2 separate regions of the Homo sapiens genome follow, and region 1 is linked to region 2. A link is a loop called in an ENCODE intact Hi-C map of the cell type or tissue named here. Cell type or tissue: sigmoid colon. All regions are shown on one strand. Each heading gives the region's core, and the rest is flanking DNA. Links, peaks and the distances in the headings are about the cores only.

Evidence for each region. Peaks named below come from ENCODE experiments on the same cell type or tissue, not always from the same donor. Only the 100,000 strongest peaks of a DNase experiment are listed, where the experiment ranks them.
Region 1: it touches region 2 in a loop (4-fold over the local background); 1 of 110 quality-filtered maps calls a loop at or near these places.

What each region holds. Positions count from the first base shown.
Region 1 is chr3:27,567,884-27,575,855 of GRCh38, reverse strand. No RefSeq gene overlaps it. Among named protein-coding and RNA genes, the nearest start is that of SLC4A7, 87 kb to the right of the region's middle. In sigmoid colon, for the core only: no CTCF peak of the experiment used is centred there; no DNase peak of the experiment used is centred there.
Region 2 is chr3:27,316,046-27,324,017 of GRCh38, reverse strand. NEK10 (NIMA related kinase 10) reads left to right here. Exons shown (of 36, transcript NM_001394966.1): 6 at 1,757-1,841. Among named protein-coding and RNA genes, the nearest start is that of NEK10, 49 kb to the left of the region's middle. In sigmoid colon, for the core only: no CTCF peak of the experiment used is centred there; a DNase peak (open chromatin) is centred at 3,947.

The DNA of each region.
Region 1 (7,972 bases), core at 1,534-5,533, 250 kb before region 2:
ATTAATCCAACCCAAATCGGGGGTTGTGAAAACCCCAAGTTAAAGCTGGTTGGTCAGATGTTCCAGGGGCCTAGATTCATGACTGGTGGGAAGGAGAGGGGGCAGACTTGTGAGATGGAACCCTCATCCTGTGGTTTCTGATGCTATACAGCTGGGATCCACTGCAAAACTGATTGCTTGCATGGTGTGTGGGGAGAAACTCCCACACATTTGCTCACAGAAGTCTTCTGTGTTCGTTGTTGTTGTGGTGTGAGAACAGCAGACAGATGGTTTGAGTTTTTTCCGACACAATTAGGGTTCAACAAAATATAGCAAGGCAATATCCTTTGTGCTCCTATTCCTTTTAGAAATCTTTTAAAGCAGTATGCAGGAAAAAGAAAAGTCCAAGAGTGACTAAAAGAATCTGCAAAGTAAATGAAGGCCAGGGAGGTGCCCACAACAAGCAGGTAGTCTAATGGGGATTTAGATTCTCATTAACACTAGTTTTGGGCCAGGTGCAGGGGCTGACTCCTGTAATCCCAGCACTTTGGGAGGCCAAGGCGGGCAGATCACTTGAAGTCAGGAGTTTGAGACCAGCACAGCTAACATGGTGAAATCTCATCTCTGCTAAGAATACAGAAAGTAGCTGGGCGTGGTGGTGGGAGCCTGTAATCTCAGCTACTCCGGAGGCTGAGGCAGGAGTATTGCTTGAACTTGGGAGACGGAGGTTACAGCGTGCTGAAATCATACCACTGCACTTCAGCCTGGGCAACAGAGTGAGACTCCATCTCGAAAACAAAAAACAAAACAAAACAAAACACCACTAGTCTTGGTCTTTGGTACTAATAAAAATAAAATAATAAGATAAATAAATTATTGCCAGGTGTGGTGGCTCACACCTGTAATCCCAGCACTTTGGGAGGCCGAGGAAGGTGGATCACAAGGTCAAGAGTTCAAGATCAGCCTGGCCAAGATGGTGAAACCCCATCTCTACTAAAAATACAAAAATTAGCTGGGCATGGTGGTGGGAGCTTGTAATCCCAGCTACTCAGGAGGCTGAGGCAGAAAATTGCTTGAACCCGGGAGGTGACGGTTGCAGTGAGCTGAGATGGTGCCACTGCACTGGTCTAGCCTAGGCAACAGAGCGAGACTCCGTCTCGAAAAAAAAGAAGAGAGATAAATGAATTATCAGTAATACATCAGTGTGTGGACATACTACTTCCCTGTTTGACATCTTGAGAAGCCATAGGCCCCAGCTGGGAGAACACATGTTTGGCTCAGAGCTGTGTCTGAACCTTGTCTCCACACCTAAGGAATGGGAGGAGGCAGGCTTTTCAGCTCCTCCACTTTCCCACTCCCCAGTGCAGAGCTCAGTGAGTGACCCAGGACTGGTGCAGAGCCCGTTGTCTCATTGTCACTGGAAATGCAGCAACGCAAAGACTGCTTTATTTCATTTTGTTTGGGGACTAAAAGACAAGAAGATTAAAGCACATGGCACTCGTTTTAAAAACAGGAATAGAACAGATGGGGTACGGAGCATCTACACAATTATTTTATTACTCTTGGGTTGTTACCAATGTTTGCTCCTTCTCAGCACAAAAACACTAGAGACTTTAATGACAGGTGTGTACATGAGTGTGTGTGTGTGTGTGTGCATGCTGACTGATGTGACATTCTCTCATTAGGGTCTTAGAGTCAACCTAGCCAGTCCTAGGCACAGTTATGAAGCAATATCATGGAGCACCTGAATACAAGTTTTGGAAGAGCCCTTTGGAATCATAGTTGCCAACTTCCTCATTTTGTAGTTGAGAATTAAAGTCCAGAGAGATGAGCTTTTTTGGAGAATCATGTAGCTTGTTGATTAAGGTGAGTCATGAGCCCAGGAATCCAGCAAGATACAGTGGAAAGAACACTGGCCTAAGACCCGGTGTCTGGGTCCTTCTACCAGGTCTGCCATCCACTGGCTCACTGCATGATCTTAGATAAGTCATTTAGCCTCTCTGAGTCTCAGTTTCTTCACTTATAAAAAAGACTATAGGCTGGGCATAGTGGCTTTCGCCTGTAATCCTGTACTTTGGGAGGCGGAGGTGGGAGGATCATGAGGTCAGGAGTTCAAGACCAGCCTGGCCAACATAGTGAAACCCCATCTCCACTAAAAATACAAAAATTAGCTGGGCATGGTGACGCATGCCTGTAATCCTAGCTACTTGGGAGACTGAGGCAGGAGTATGGCTTGAACCTGGGAGGCGGAGGTTGCAGTGAGCCAAGATCGTGCCACTGCACTCCAGCGTGGGTGACAGAGCGAGACTCTGTCTCAGAAAAAAAAAAAACAACACATTATAACAACTTAATACGGACCCAGCCCCAGCTTCTCTCAAAGCGTGTGTCATTCCATTTTGCATTGCTATAAAGGAATACCCAACACTGGGAAATTTATAAGAAAAGAAGTTTATCTGGCTCATAGTTTTGCAGGCTACAGACACATGGCACCAGCATCTGCTTCTGGTGAGCCTCCAGGAATCTTTTACTCATGGCAGAAGGCAAAGAGGGAGCAGGTGTGTCACATGGCAAGAGAGGGAACAAAAGAGAGAGAAGAAAGGAGGTGCTGGTCTCCTTCTAACAACCAGCTGTCTCGTGAACTAATAGAACAACCATTCACTCATTATTACTAGGATGGCACTAGGCCATTCATGAAGGTTCTGCCACCCATGACCCAAACACCTCCCACTAGGCCCCACCTCCAACATTAGGGATCACATTCCAACATGAGATTTGAAAGGGACAAACATCCAAACCATATCAGTTTGTGAGAGCAAATGGGTCTGAAAAAAATAAATGATTGCGTGGATGTGGGTATGTGTGGTGTCTATACCAAAATGTAATCTGTGCACTGTTGTGGGAAGAGCTTGGGGAGAGGAGTACCAATTTGTTACAATTATTTTGGTTGGTCCATTGCAAATAATAAATCAGCTCAAACTTGCTTAGGAGGTAGAGAGGGAGGAAGGAGAAGAGAGAGAAAGAGGCAGAGGGGGAAGAACATGGTGGGGTGGATAGAGAGACTGATTTTGACTTATTGATCCTGTAACAGAGAAGTCCAGAGATAAATAGATACAGCTGGATCTAGGAACTCCAGTGATGCCATCTGAGCTCACCCTCTCTCCCCCTTATCTCAATTATCCTCTTTGATGGCTCCATTATTAGGCTCTTCGTGGTGGCTCCTGGTAGATTCAGGCTCACATCACCCTTACAACTTCTAGTCTTATTGGAAAGAATTTCTTGCTTTCTTTCACCCGATTAAAATAAGGGCCTGGCCGGGCACGATGGCTCACGCCTGTAATCCCAGCACTTTGGGAGGCCAAGGCAGGCCTATCAGGAGTTCAAGACAAGCCTGGCCAATATAGTGAAACCCTGTCTCTACTAAAAATACAAAAATTAGCCAGGCGTGGTGGTACACACCTGTAGTCCCAGCTACTTGGGAGGCTGAGGCAAGAGAATTACTTGAACCTGGGAGGCAGAGATTGCAGTGAGCCGAGATTGTGCCACTGTGCTTCAGCCTGGGCGACACAGTGAAACTCCACCTCAAAAAATAAATTAATTAATTCAATAAAATAAAATAAAATAAGGGCCTAACTCTGGTCACGTGCTCATCTTTGAACCAATAACTGGCCAAGGGAAGAGTGTATGGTGACTGGCTTGTGCCTGGAACCTGGGATGGAGACATCTTCACCCAAATAACAAAGATTGAAGTAAGTAGAGGGGGCGGTTTCCAAAAGATAAATGTGGGCACTATACCAGAATAAGGAGGAATGGATCCTAAACAGGAAAAAGATAACAGAAATTGCTGAGAGTCAGGCAAGCCTAGGTTCCCATTTTAGCTTTAGACAAAAATATTCACTTCTTTGAGGCTCAATGTCCTCTTCTGTAATATAACAGGAATAATCTTTTTCTCCAAGGGGTGCAATGAGCATTACAGAAAGTACTATAAGCCTTGTCAGGAAAGCTGAGCAACTGCTGGGAAAGGAATTAATCTGTGAAAGGAGCACGGGGCTCAACAAGACTGTACTAGAAATGTAACAAGATGGAGAAAATCAAATTCCCCTAGTCCACTCAGGAAAAGTGCTACACATGACTGAAAGGAATATATTCATAAACAATTTGGGGTAAGGGTAGAGAACAAGAACTCAAATCCCTAATATGCCTTTGGAGAAGATACAACAATTACTTACAGGGCTTTACTTTTGTTGTAGGTATTTGCAAGTTTGTAACAAGAGTTGAATTGTGCTGGAATGTAGAGGGGACACTGAGCCTTGTTAACGACCTTCATCCTCCATCCATCTCCCCAAGGAAGCCCAGCCTCTTTTCTCACTATGTTGTCATCACATATTTAAAGAATGTGGGTTGAAGGGACGCCAGTGTTTAAAAGCAATTTAGTACATGGTCCTTAGTGGATACTTTATTTTCCCTTTATAAAAAATTTTTCTTAGGTGTGTGAGGGATGGCTGGGAACTCAAAATCATATCATGTAAGCATTATGTTGAAAGAATTGCAGATGTTTAAAAAACAGGGAACCACAGGTATACAGAGGGACTATTGTGACTATTTCACATATTTAAAGGCTGACATGCAGAAAAGGCTTTAGGTGTTTTGAGCAGCTCCAGAGAGTTGAACTAGCAGCCACTGAGGAATGTAGGGACAGGGAGATTTTAGGATACATGGGAAAGCACTTCAACACTTGAAGTTGCCAGCAATGAAATCATTTGCCCTGATATGTACTAAGTTTCTTCTCAGTTCAGGTGTGGGGTGGGTATGGGAACAACCAGTTGTCACAAATGCTATGGAGAGGATTCAGGTCTCCTGTGGACATTTTTCCCTGGAAAGGGGTGTAGAAAATGCAGTGTGTGCCTCGCCCACAGACTTTCCCTCAGACTTTCCATGTCAGTGTGCTCTGGCCGACTTCCACCTTCCAGCGTCTGCATCATGGAGCCTGAGGGAGTTTCTGAAACTGTGGAAGGCCACCCTGTCCTTCTATGTGTGGCAGGTTGAAAGGGCTGGGAAATTATGACTCCCCCAGGAGCAGCCCTCAACAAATGACTCTCAGGATTTGGCATATAAATTATTTGAGCCACCTCACCCTGGGGTGGGATAATTCTGAGGACATGTTTTGTACCATTTCCCAGAGCTTCCCTGAGATTAGACTCTAGCTGCCCACAGAGAAAACTTGCTTAATAACACACCCTTTTATTGGCTGCCTCCCTTTCTCTTCCCCATCTCACTTCCTCTCTCCCTTATGGTGTCCCTGGGATCAATTCCCAACTAAACAACTTACACAGGAATCCTTGTTCCAGAGTATGCTTCTAGGGAGACCCAAAGTATGAGAAGTATCTTCTTCTTCTTTTTTTTTTTTTTTTTTTTTGAGATGGAATCTAGCTCTGTCGCCAGGCTGGAGTGCAGTGGTGCGATCTCGGCTCACTGCAACCTCCGCCTCCCGGGTTCAAGCAATTCTCTGCCTCAGCCTCCCAAGTAGCTGGGACTACAGGCACCTGCCACCACATGGCTAATTTTTGTATTTTTAGTAGAGACAGAGTTTCACCATATTGGCCAGGCTGGTCTTGAACTCCTGACCTTGTGATAGGCCTGCCTTGGCCTCCCAAAGTGCTGGGATTACAGGCGTGAGCTACCGCACCGGGCCGAGAAGTATCTTCTAACAGTGTTTGTTCATTTAGTTGTCAGTTTGCGTGCAGCTACAACGGAATACCACAGATTGGGTGATTTATAAAAATAGATGCTCATGGCTGGGTGCAGTGGCTCACACCTGTAATCCTAGCACTTTGGGAGGCTGAGGTGCGTGGATCATCTGAGGTCAGAAGTTCAAGACCAGCCTGACCAACATGGTGAAACCCCATCTCTACTAAAAATACAAAAATTAACTGGGCATGGTGATTACAGGGCGCCTATAATCCCAGCTACTTGGGAGGCTGAGGCAGGAGAATCACTTGAACTGGGAGGCAGAGGTTGCAGTGAGCCGAGATTGCACCATTTCACTCCAGTCTGGGCAACAGAGCGAGACTCTGTCTCAAAAAAAAAAAAAGATGTTCATTTTGCTCACTGTTCTGGAGGATGGGAAGTCCACGATCCAGAGGCTTCAACTGCTGAGGCCTTTCTTGTTGCATCAACAAAAGGCATCACATGGCAAGAGTGAGCAAAAGAGTGCTGAACTCGCTTTTATAACAAAACCATCCCCACAGTAAGTAACATACTCCCGTGCTAAAAACACCAATCCATAGCCAGACACAGTGGCTCATGCCCTTAATCCCAGCACTTTGGGAGGCCAAGAGGGGAGGATCACTTGAGCCCAGGAGTATAAGACCAGCCTGGCCAACACAGTGAGACCCTGTCTCTATAAGAAATAAGATTTTAAAAAAATTTTTTTAAAGGAAAAAGAATAAAATAAAAATAATAAAAATAAAAAGATTAATTTGGGCTGGGCATGGTCGCTCAGGCCCATGAGCTCAGCACTGTGGGAGGCCAAGGCAGGCAGATCACTTGAGTCCAGGAGTTTGAGACCAGCCTGGGTAACATAGCAAAACTTCGTCTCCATACAAAACAAAAAAAAAAGAAAAAGAAAAGAAAATGAGTGAAGTGTGGTTGTGCATACCTGTAGTCTTAGCTACTTAGGAGGCTGAGATGGGAGGATCAATTGAGCCCTTGAGCTCAAGGCTGCAGTGAGCTGAGATTACACCACTGCACTCCAGCCTGGGTGACAGAATGAGACCCTGTCTCAATAATAATAATAATAATAATAATAATAATCCATGAATGACCTAATCACCTCTTAAAAGTCCCACCTCTTAATACTGTTGCATTGGGAGTAGGTTTCCAGCACGTGAACTTTGAGGGACACATTCAAACCAAGGCAGTCATTCAGCAACCAACACCGGGGTTACTCTGAGGAGTAGATCCTACAGAAGTTAAGGTGACTAACGTGGTTCTTGAGTATGAGAAAAATCAGTGTAGAAGAAGATGAGATGTATCGTGATGTTTTCTGTACCAGAGAGGGTAAGAAATGTTATGAGATTTTAGCCCCAGGAGCTGTCAGGCAATTACCCCATGAGTCCTTTGGCATTTATTTGATTTTCACAAGCAAAGAATATTTTGGGAACAAGAGCTCTTGAAGGCCAGGCCTCCTTGCCTTTTTTGGTCAGGGTCTGCCTGGGAGTCGCACAAGCATACCCATCTATGTTTTCAGGAAGCCCTGTTTAATAGTGTGTCTGCCTTTCCTTTACATGCTCCCTCGGGTGAAGCAAGGCAGATGGAGAAGGCTTTAGCAGACAGCGTGGGCATGTTTCCAAGCCCTCAGGCTGCTGAGCAACAATGCCGATGCCAGCACCAACAGGCTGAGGTGGCTTCTTCATTTTAGAAACAGAAAGGATCAAAATCTCCCAGTCGTCCCAGTCCCTACCCATTCTTTCAAGGCTCAATTTAAAAGCCCACCCCCTCCGTCAAGTCCTTCCTGATCATCTGGTGCCAGCCTGCTGCACCTTCCCTCCTCTAAATGCCTCTGTCATCACTTACAGGACCCTTCCATCTTCTTTCTTTGAGTTACCACCAACGTTTTCTTATATAAATAGGTCTTCTTTGCTGACAGAAACAATAATGACTTTTTACTGAATATGATGTTTTGAGGCTAAGAAGTACAAAGTTTAGTAGGAGCTAAACAGACAATTCAAAAATTTGAAAAAAAACCTATGTGTCTGTCAAGAAGAAAAGGGTAAAATCAGGCCGAGCATGGTGGCTTACGCCTGTAATCCCAGCATTTTGGGAGGCCAAGGTGGGTGGATCACCCAAGGTCAGGAGTTCAAAATCAGCCTGACCAACATGGTGAAATCCCAACTCTACTAAAAATACAAAAAATCAGCCAGGTGTGGTGGCAGGCACCTGTAATCCCAGCTACTCAGGAGGCTGTGGCAGGAGAATCACTTGAACCTGGGAGGCA
Region 2 (7,972 bases), core at 2,239-6,238:
TATGCTCCCTTAGGTTTAAATCTAAGTGAGAGGTGCCTAAAATGTGCCTACCTTTACCACACTGGTTTAAATCAGAGAATTGGTCATCCATATATATTTGAGTAGCTGCTAGCTGCTGGGTGCAAGGCCTTGTGACCACCTCTGAATTTGATTAGTGTCTGGCTTCTTTCAAAAACATTGCAAAATTGCAATTGTCCTTATTTTAAAGACCTTTGAAGGATGCAACTAAATCATTCTTTGCTAAAGAAACATACTTTTTGAAAGCCTCTCAAAAGGTAGTTGAGTGAATACTTGTAGCATTTGATGACATTGAAGTGATACTTTTAAGTTAAATAGTTCTTTAGAAATCTGATGATGGTATTTTGGATATTGGCTATATTCAATATTTGAAGTAAAAATCCAGGTTTTTTTTTCCCCCCTCTGAACAGACCTGTGGCAAATACACCTTCAGTTTCTGTCATAATATGACTTCTCCAGTGACTGTGACTTTGATTTCAAAGGGTTCTGCTGAATCTCACTATAGAACTGTAGGGTAGTATTGGTGCTTTGCCCAGAATCCTCCCGTTCTCACCCTTTTGGTTTTGGCACCTTCCTGTCCAACAACACTTGCACCAACCACCCTCAGGTTCCTTGAGTCTACCTTGCCTGCAGGCACAGAGAGCCAGTGGGAGTGTCTGGGAATGCTCCATCAGTCCCTCCTGCAGCTCTTAGCGAATGGCAACAGCTTCAGTAGTGTAGAAAAGCCCAGTGCCCTTGCCTCAGTATGGGACAACTCTGAGCAGTAACTTACATTCCAGAGCCCCACTGTTCGGATTGAGGGGAGATTTTGGCTGATGTGATACCCTTGCTTGGATTTCTCCTCTTCCCTTTCCTGTTTCTCCCACTCTCTTACTGGCCTCTCCTGAGAGCATGTTTTCAGTCATTAATTTGCACACACTAATCTTCATCTCAGGGTCTGCTTCTGGGGAAACTAATCTAAAAAAATACTTTATCCCTGTGTTTCCCAAACTGAGCACCAAACTGCCTCAGGGCTGCAGAGAACTCCCAGGGGACACTGTGAGGTATTTTCAATTTTCTAAAAAACAAAACCAAAAACACCCTCAGTGCTACTCAACATCCATCAGATACAGCATGAACAACTGAAGGCAGTTTGTGATTTCAATGTTAGGTCATCCTGCCTTCCTTTAGCTGATGGTATATCTTTCAGAAGCTGAGTTTTCAGTGGTTGCTATGATAAAAAAACAAGTACTCTATGAAAGGGGGAAGAGAAAACAAAGATGGTGAAGTCCAAACTGATTCCCAGGCTTGAGAAGTTGTTTTGTTTCCACTAATGCACACACCCCCATTAATAAGTAAGTGTGGTTATGAAAATAATCTTTTGATGTAATGTATTATTTTTTCAAGTGGATACCAATTGGTTATGGCGTAAATTCTTACCAAGTTAGACCTACCTAAATTTTGGAACATTTAGCTCTTTCGTTTGATCTTAGGGTACTATGAAATATTACTGAGTCAGTAAGGGTGGTGGCATGAACCAAATAAGTTTGGGGGGGGCCTCTCCTCCACACTGAAAAAGATAGTTTAAATGTGTTTTGAATTAAAATGAGTCAAGTGTTCAAGTACCAAATAACAGTCCCCAGTGCAAATTAACTAAGTGCTTAGTGCGTTCTTTATACTCCTTCATAGCCTTGCATTTTTATGAATTGCCACACTGGGATTTTAAACGTGAACATGTTCTCTTGTTTTCTTCTTTCAGAGAGTGGGTTAATCGAGCCCCATCTATTCATTTTCTGAGAGTGTTAATCTGTCTGAGGCTACTAATGAGGGATCCATGTTATCAGGTTGGTTGGAAAAATACAATTTTTTTTTTTACTTGTTATAAAGTTGTAATAAAAGACTGGTGGGCTTTTCTTTGAAGTAGTCCATGTTTACTTTTTGTTTTCTCTCTCACAACTCAATAGCTTCCATATATGGGGAATGTCTCATCTACTATTTAAAAAGATTTGAGAGGAGCGCTTTAATGGGGACCAAAAATTTGTGTATTTCTGTTGTATTACTTATGGGATTAAGTGGATTGAACTTTTTGGTCTATGTTTTCTTTGCTATTTGGCATTTTAAACCATTTACCATTCAAGGAGGTATACACTTGGCCACATCTTCAAACATGTTCAAGGCCAAGCAGCTCCCTAGGTCAAAGTCAGCAGTGATGAGTGATGGCCTGCTCATGTGGCTGAGAGGCAGCCAATGGAGCTTTACTAGCTGCTCCAGGGTCAATCCCTTCCCAACCTCTAGAGTCAAATTTGAGCTAGAGGTGAGCAAGGAGCCTCCTGCTTGTCCCAAAGGAGGGCACTGAGGTCAAGAATCTTTTCCTGGTTGGGCATGGTGGCTCACGCCTATAATCCTAGCACTCTCCACCTCCCAGGTTTAAGCAATTCTCCCTCCTTAGCCTCCTGAGTAGCTGGGACTACAGGCACGTGCCACCATGTCCGGCTAATATTTTTGCATTTATAGTAGAGATGGGGTTTCACCATGTTGGCCAGGCTGGTCTCAAACCCCTGACCTCAGGTGATCTGCCTGCCTCTACCTCCCAAAGTGCTGGGATTACAGGCATGAACCACCATGCCTGGCCTCTGTTTTTAGTGCCTCTCAAACTTTAATGTGCATGGGAATCACCTGGACATCTTGTACATGCAGAATCTGACTCAGTATGTATAAACAAGATTCTTCATTTCTAACAAGTTTCCCAGGGATGCTATTGCTACTAGTTCATGGCCCATACTTTGAGTAGCAAAGACATAGTGCTTTAGCTGTGAGGCTCTAAAGAAAAGCTTACTTAACACTTTTTTTTTTTTAACTGAAAAAGTGTCTCCTTTTATGCCCTGCCCTCGTAAGCTACTAGGAAGCTCACACCTTTAATTTTGAACTCGATTTTATTGATGAATTGTTATTTGAGTCAGAATATGTTTCCTTTAAGTGCCAAGTTTGGAAAAGTAACCATCCTCTGTTTTACAGGGAAGCCCAAGGCCATCCCAGTGGGAGCTATCTTATTTTTTCTTTGTTGTTTGAAATATTTGGGTTATCCTGCAACTCTACTTCCCTCGTATTTCAGAAGTAACCATCTTTTCCATATTTGGCATTTGAGAAAGTATTTTGGTACCAACCAGCCACAGAGCCTACTCTGATTGGACTCTTCTGGGATTCATGGGCACTACACATCTTTCCATTAGAAGAATCGTCCTCTTCCTCATACTGTATTCTAAACTGGCCTCGTGCTATTGTAATTTAGCTAACCACAGCCCTTTGGATATGTGAGCCAGGGCATCCTTGAAATGGCTTTCTGTCCTTGTTGCTCACAGTTTTCTGGGTAGGTAAGCATCCTTATTTTCCTGTGACCAACCATACAGAACTGTGTGTTCCATGCATTTCTGAGCTGCTTATCGCAATTCAGTTTGGGTCATGTATAAATGAGCATGGGCCATAAGTTTCCTTTTGCCTGGATCAGTCTTATTATGTGCTTACTGTTCCCACTTAATTATTCATAGTGCCGTCTTTTATTCTCCAATGTGTCTCAGTTTAGATGAAAACATTATATGTGTAATATTAATAACGTTTTCCAGGAGGAAGGTCCAGTTAATCTGACTTGAACTAGCAAATATTTGTCCTAGAGATGTTCTGTTTGTTCAGAAAATCTGTTGATAAGAGTGTCTTACTCTGCTGATCTCCCATCTGAAGTTCTGTCTTTTTTAATCTCATTCTGGGTGGATTGAACAGGGTTGATTGTATTGCCCTCTGAAGGAAAAAACTCAGAGACGACTTTATGAGATTTTGTGACCAAGACACATATTAAACGAATATTGTCCTGCTGGCCAGCCTTTCCATAGAAGGGAATTATCTCCGAGTCTGTCCTCCCTGGCACTCTTTCCACACAGAAGACCACGTGCTCAGGCAGTTGTTTAACATCTTGAGGTGCCAAGAATTGTTGGCTGAAGTCACAAAGCTATGCTGGGGTTTACTACAACTTGCGACTTACGCCAGTGGCTCTCAGCATGCCTTTTTCATGGGTATCTGTTCCTTTCCTCTCTTGTTCAGTCAGTACTGCAGGGTCCATAGCGGCTCTTCCAAGCCATCTTCACTTTTCTCAGCCAAACCCTCTCCTGCCCCCATTATTCTCATCAAATTATATCATCCTCTGTTTTACAGGAAAGCCCAAGGCCATCCCAGTGGGAGCTATCTTATTTTCTCTTTTTGTTTGAAATATTTGGGTTATCCCGCAACTCTACTTCCCTCATATTTCAGAAGTAATATTCCTCTTCCTGGCCAAGGCTTTCCCTTCTACCCGCTCTCTATTTTTCCTTATCATAAAAATGTCCTTCTCTTGACCCAGCTATTCCTTCAAGTCCTCCTCCTACTTTCATACTATATTTCTTGAAAGGTCAGGCTGTCTCCTGAATCCAGTTCCTTTCCACCAGGACTGATGTATTGCATAACTTGCACATTGAATTCTATGTACAAGGTTCTCTCTGGAAGCCATTTAAATAGACCACACTGGGCCATGCTGCAGTCCTCATTCTTCGACTCAGAGGTTGCAAACTGGTGGCTTGTAGACTGGATCTTTCCTGCTAGTACAGTTTCCATTATATGTTTAGTGAATGTTCCAGCCAGGAAAGACTGGAAGGAATGACAGAGAAGCCATTTTGAAGATATAATTGTTTAGAGTTTTTCAGAATTAAACGAAGACACGTATTGAGATTTCAGTTACAGCTCGAGTCCCAAGCAGGATAAAGATAAATGTTCACCTGGATTCATTATAGTGAAGCCATAGCACATTGCTTATCAAAGATAAAGAGAAAACCTTAAAAGATCCTGAATTGTAATTATGTTAGAAACAATAATAAAAAATAGTGCGATTGAGTAGACTTCTCTCAGCCCTTACATTCCCCAACCTGTTTTTAGCAGGAGACACACTGTACCACGTTTTCTCTTTGCCTGTACTGATCCTGAGAACCTCTAGCATTTATTCAGCATTTTTTGGGTATTATTTACACGTTCCTATTCTTAACCTTGTCTTCCTAAATAACCTTCCCCAAAGTTTTTTTTTTCTTTATTGTCTTCTCCCATATCTTCCAAGCTCTTGGCTTCAACTATCTTTTTGTTGTTGCTGTTTGTTCACAAGTTCATATCTACAGCCTCAAACTTTCCCCTTTAAGTCCCAAGTTTCCAGAGACATGTTAGACAACCACCTTGATGACACAGTAGCATAATGGTTTTCAAAGTGTGGGCCCGTGTACAGTTTACAGGTCTCTGAAACCCTTTCAGGGATTCCACAAGATCAAAGCTATCTTCAACACGATGCTAAATTATTCTCAGTGATGTTATTTGTCTTGTCACTCTCTTACATGTGTGCTGTGGGATTTTCCCTAAGCTACACAACATCTCATGACATCATGGCCCTGGCAGCTGATGGAACATGTGTACTTGTGTATTCTTATGTTTTAAAAATTTCTCACTTTTAATTTCTAATACAATAAATATAAACAGATACATTCTAACCCATGTAAACAAAGCTCTTTGAGGTTCTCAGTAATTTTTAAGAGTGTAAAGGGGTTTGAGACCAAAACTTTGAGAACAGCAATTGTAGCATATTATACTCAATAACTTTATAATGGAGCTCTTCAATTCTTCCCCTCATCCTTGAACTTTTGGAATCAATTCCTGATTCTTTTAATGGCACCATATTTTGTCAGACTTACGGTAGAAAACTTTAGAAGTATCTCTTGTATTTCCTTTTTTCTCATCCTCCTACAAATCGAGTATACCAAACCTTTTAGAAGAGTGGTTACTGTTCCAAACCTAGAAAGATAGGTAAAGGCCAGTCCACAGAGGGGCATTAAAATCATAACCAAAGAATAAACTTTGGCTGGGCGCGGTGGCTCACGCCTGTACTCCCAGCACTTTAGGAGGCCGAGGTGGGTGGATCACGAAGTCAGGAGATCGAGACCTTCCTGGCTAACACGGTGAAACCCCGTCTCTACTAAAAAATAGAAAAAATTAGCCGGGCGTGGTGGCGGGCGCCTGTAGTCCCAGCCACTGGGGAGGCTGAGGCAGAAGAATGGCGTGAACCCGGGAGGCGGAGCTTGCAGTGAGCCAAGATCGCGCCACTGCACTCCAGCCTGGGCAACAGAGGGAGACTCTGTCTCAAAATAAATAAATAAATAATAAATAAATAAATAAATAAACTTTATGGAGCCACTGATGATTTTTGAACAGAGGAGTAAATGGTCATGTCAGTGATTCAGTGTTAAAAGTTATGCAGTGTGTTCAGCATTCATTGATTTAGTTGCCACGTAGGCTTAGGATGAGAGCCCTAAATGGAAATGACAGTTTTGGCTGTAATAAAAATATATTGGCAAAATGTGCTCCATTCTTAAAAACATACTTTTTACCAGTATTATATTATTGAGTCTATTTTTTTTAAAAAAGGAACAATTCAGGGGGTAAGCTTAGGAAGGACATTGTTCACAGTTTACAGATTGAACTAAAGTTCAGATTACCCAGGGAACTTTCTCCAAGTCATTAGACTCAGAAATATAGAAACCAGTTTTATGGCCCTCTGGCCTGTGACAAGTGAAAGATGCTGAGGGCTAAAAGGGCACACAGGGCGCATTGCTGTAATCTAAGCTTGCAGTCATATTTGCTTTTCAGGTCAGTAACTAGAAGTGTTAAGCCCATGTGTATACATACCTTGTAGTCATGGTTTTCTTTAGTTTACACTCTCAGGTTAGTACAGTCCTGTTGGTATAAGGAAAGGAAATGCAAGGAAGACCAGGGTCTGTGAGCAATCTCCTGGCCTTGCTCCACTTTCCATGGGAGCATGGAGGGAAAATATTCATTTCATAAATGAAGGTTAAATTCTTGAGTACATAACATAATGACAAAATTCTCTAAGAGGGAGTAAGCGTCTTTCTCATTCTTCTACTCTATAGCAGCACTTCTCAAACTTTATTCCACAGGAGTAATACGTGTCCTGGGAAACGAAGTGTGCTTTGGTTAGGGATGTTTAGAAAAAGCTGCACACTAGTTCTTCTTTTAGAGACTTATAGTGCTCAGCAGCGCCAAAGAGTCCTGAGATAGAGAATTTGTTAAATCTGTTTTACCTTACATTTCCCAAGCTGATTGGACAATAAAACTCTCTCTTTCTCTCTGTCTCTCTCTCTTTTCTTTTTTTTTCTTTTTTCTTTTTTTGGTAGAATGCCTAATTCCATCCACTGCACAAAATAAAATGACTGTTTCCAGGACATGGTTTAGGAAACATTGAGTTAGTCCCATATCATCAAAATTATTGAATAAATTTATTGTCATGGCAAACATTTAAAAATAACATTACCATGACCATTTAAACATTATTCTCTTCCTTGGTGTCTTCCCACTCCCAAGCTTCAGATGAATCTCCTTCATGTGAATAACTCCCAGATTTTAGTCTTTTGCCCTCACCTCATTTTCTGTGGCCTGTTGTATTTTTTTCACCTGGGCCTGCGGCACTGCAGTATGTCCAAAATAGAGTCCTCTGCTCTATCTCAGCCTATTCCTTTCTCTCCCCCTGTGTTAGTTAATTATGACATTGTGCCCAGCCACTCCCACTTAAATAGACTGATGTCTTTGACTTTGCTTCTTTTCTTCCAATCTTTCTTCATGTTCCGTTGATCATATCGCTTCAAATACTACCCCTTTCTCTCCATTCTTACTCCTGCTGTCACTGACCCCCACCTGAGCTCCCAGTTGATACGCTCCCCATCTCCAGTTCATTTTATGACTAGAAGGAAGTCCCCACAGCTAATTCTGGCCAGTCCCTTGCTCACACGTTTTCATTGGGTATCACGGTCTGCATGAAAACGTTCAAATTCAGGCTCACATCTAAGTCCTCCCACAGTGTGAATCCACCCTAATTTTCTAACATTTTTTCCCAGTAATGCCC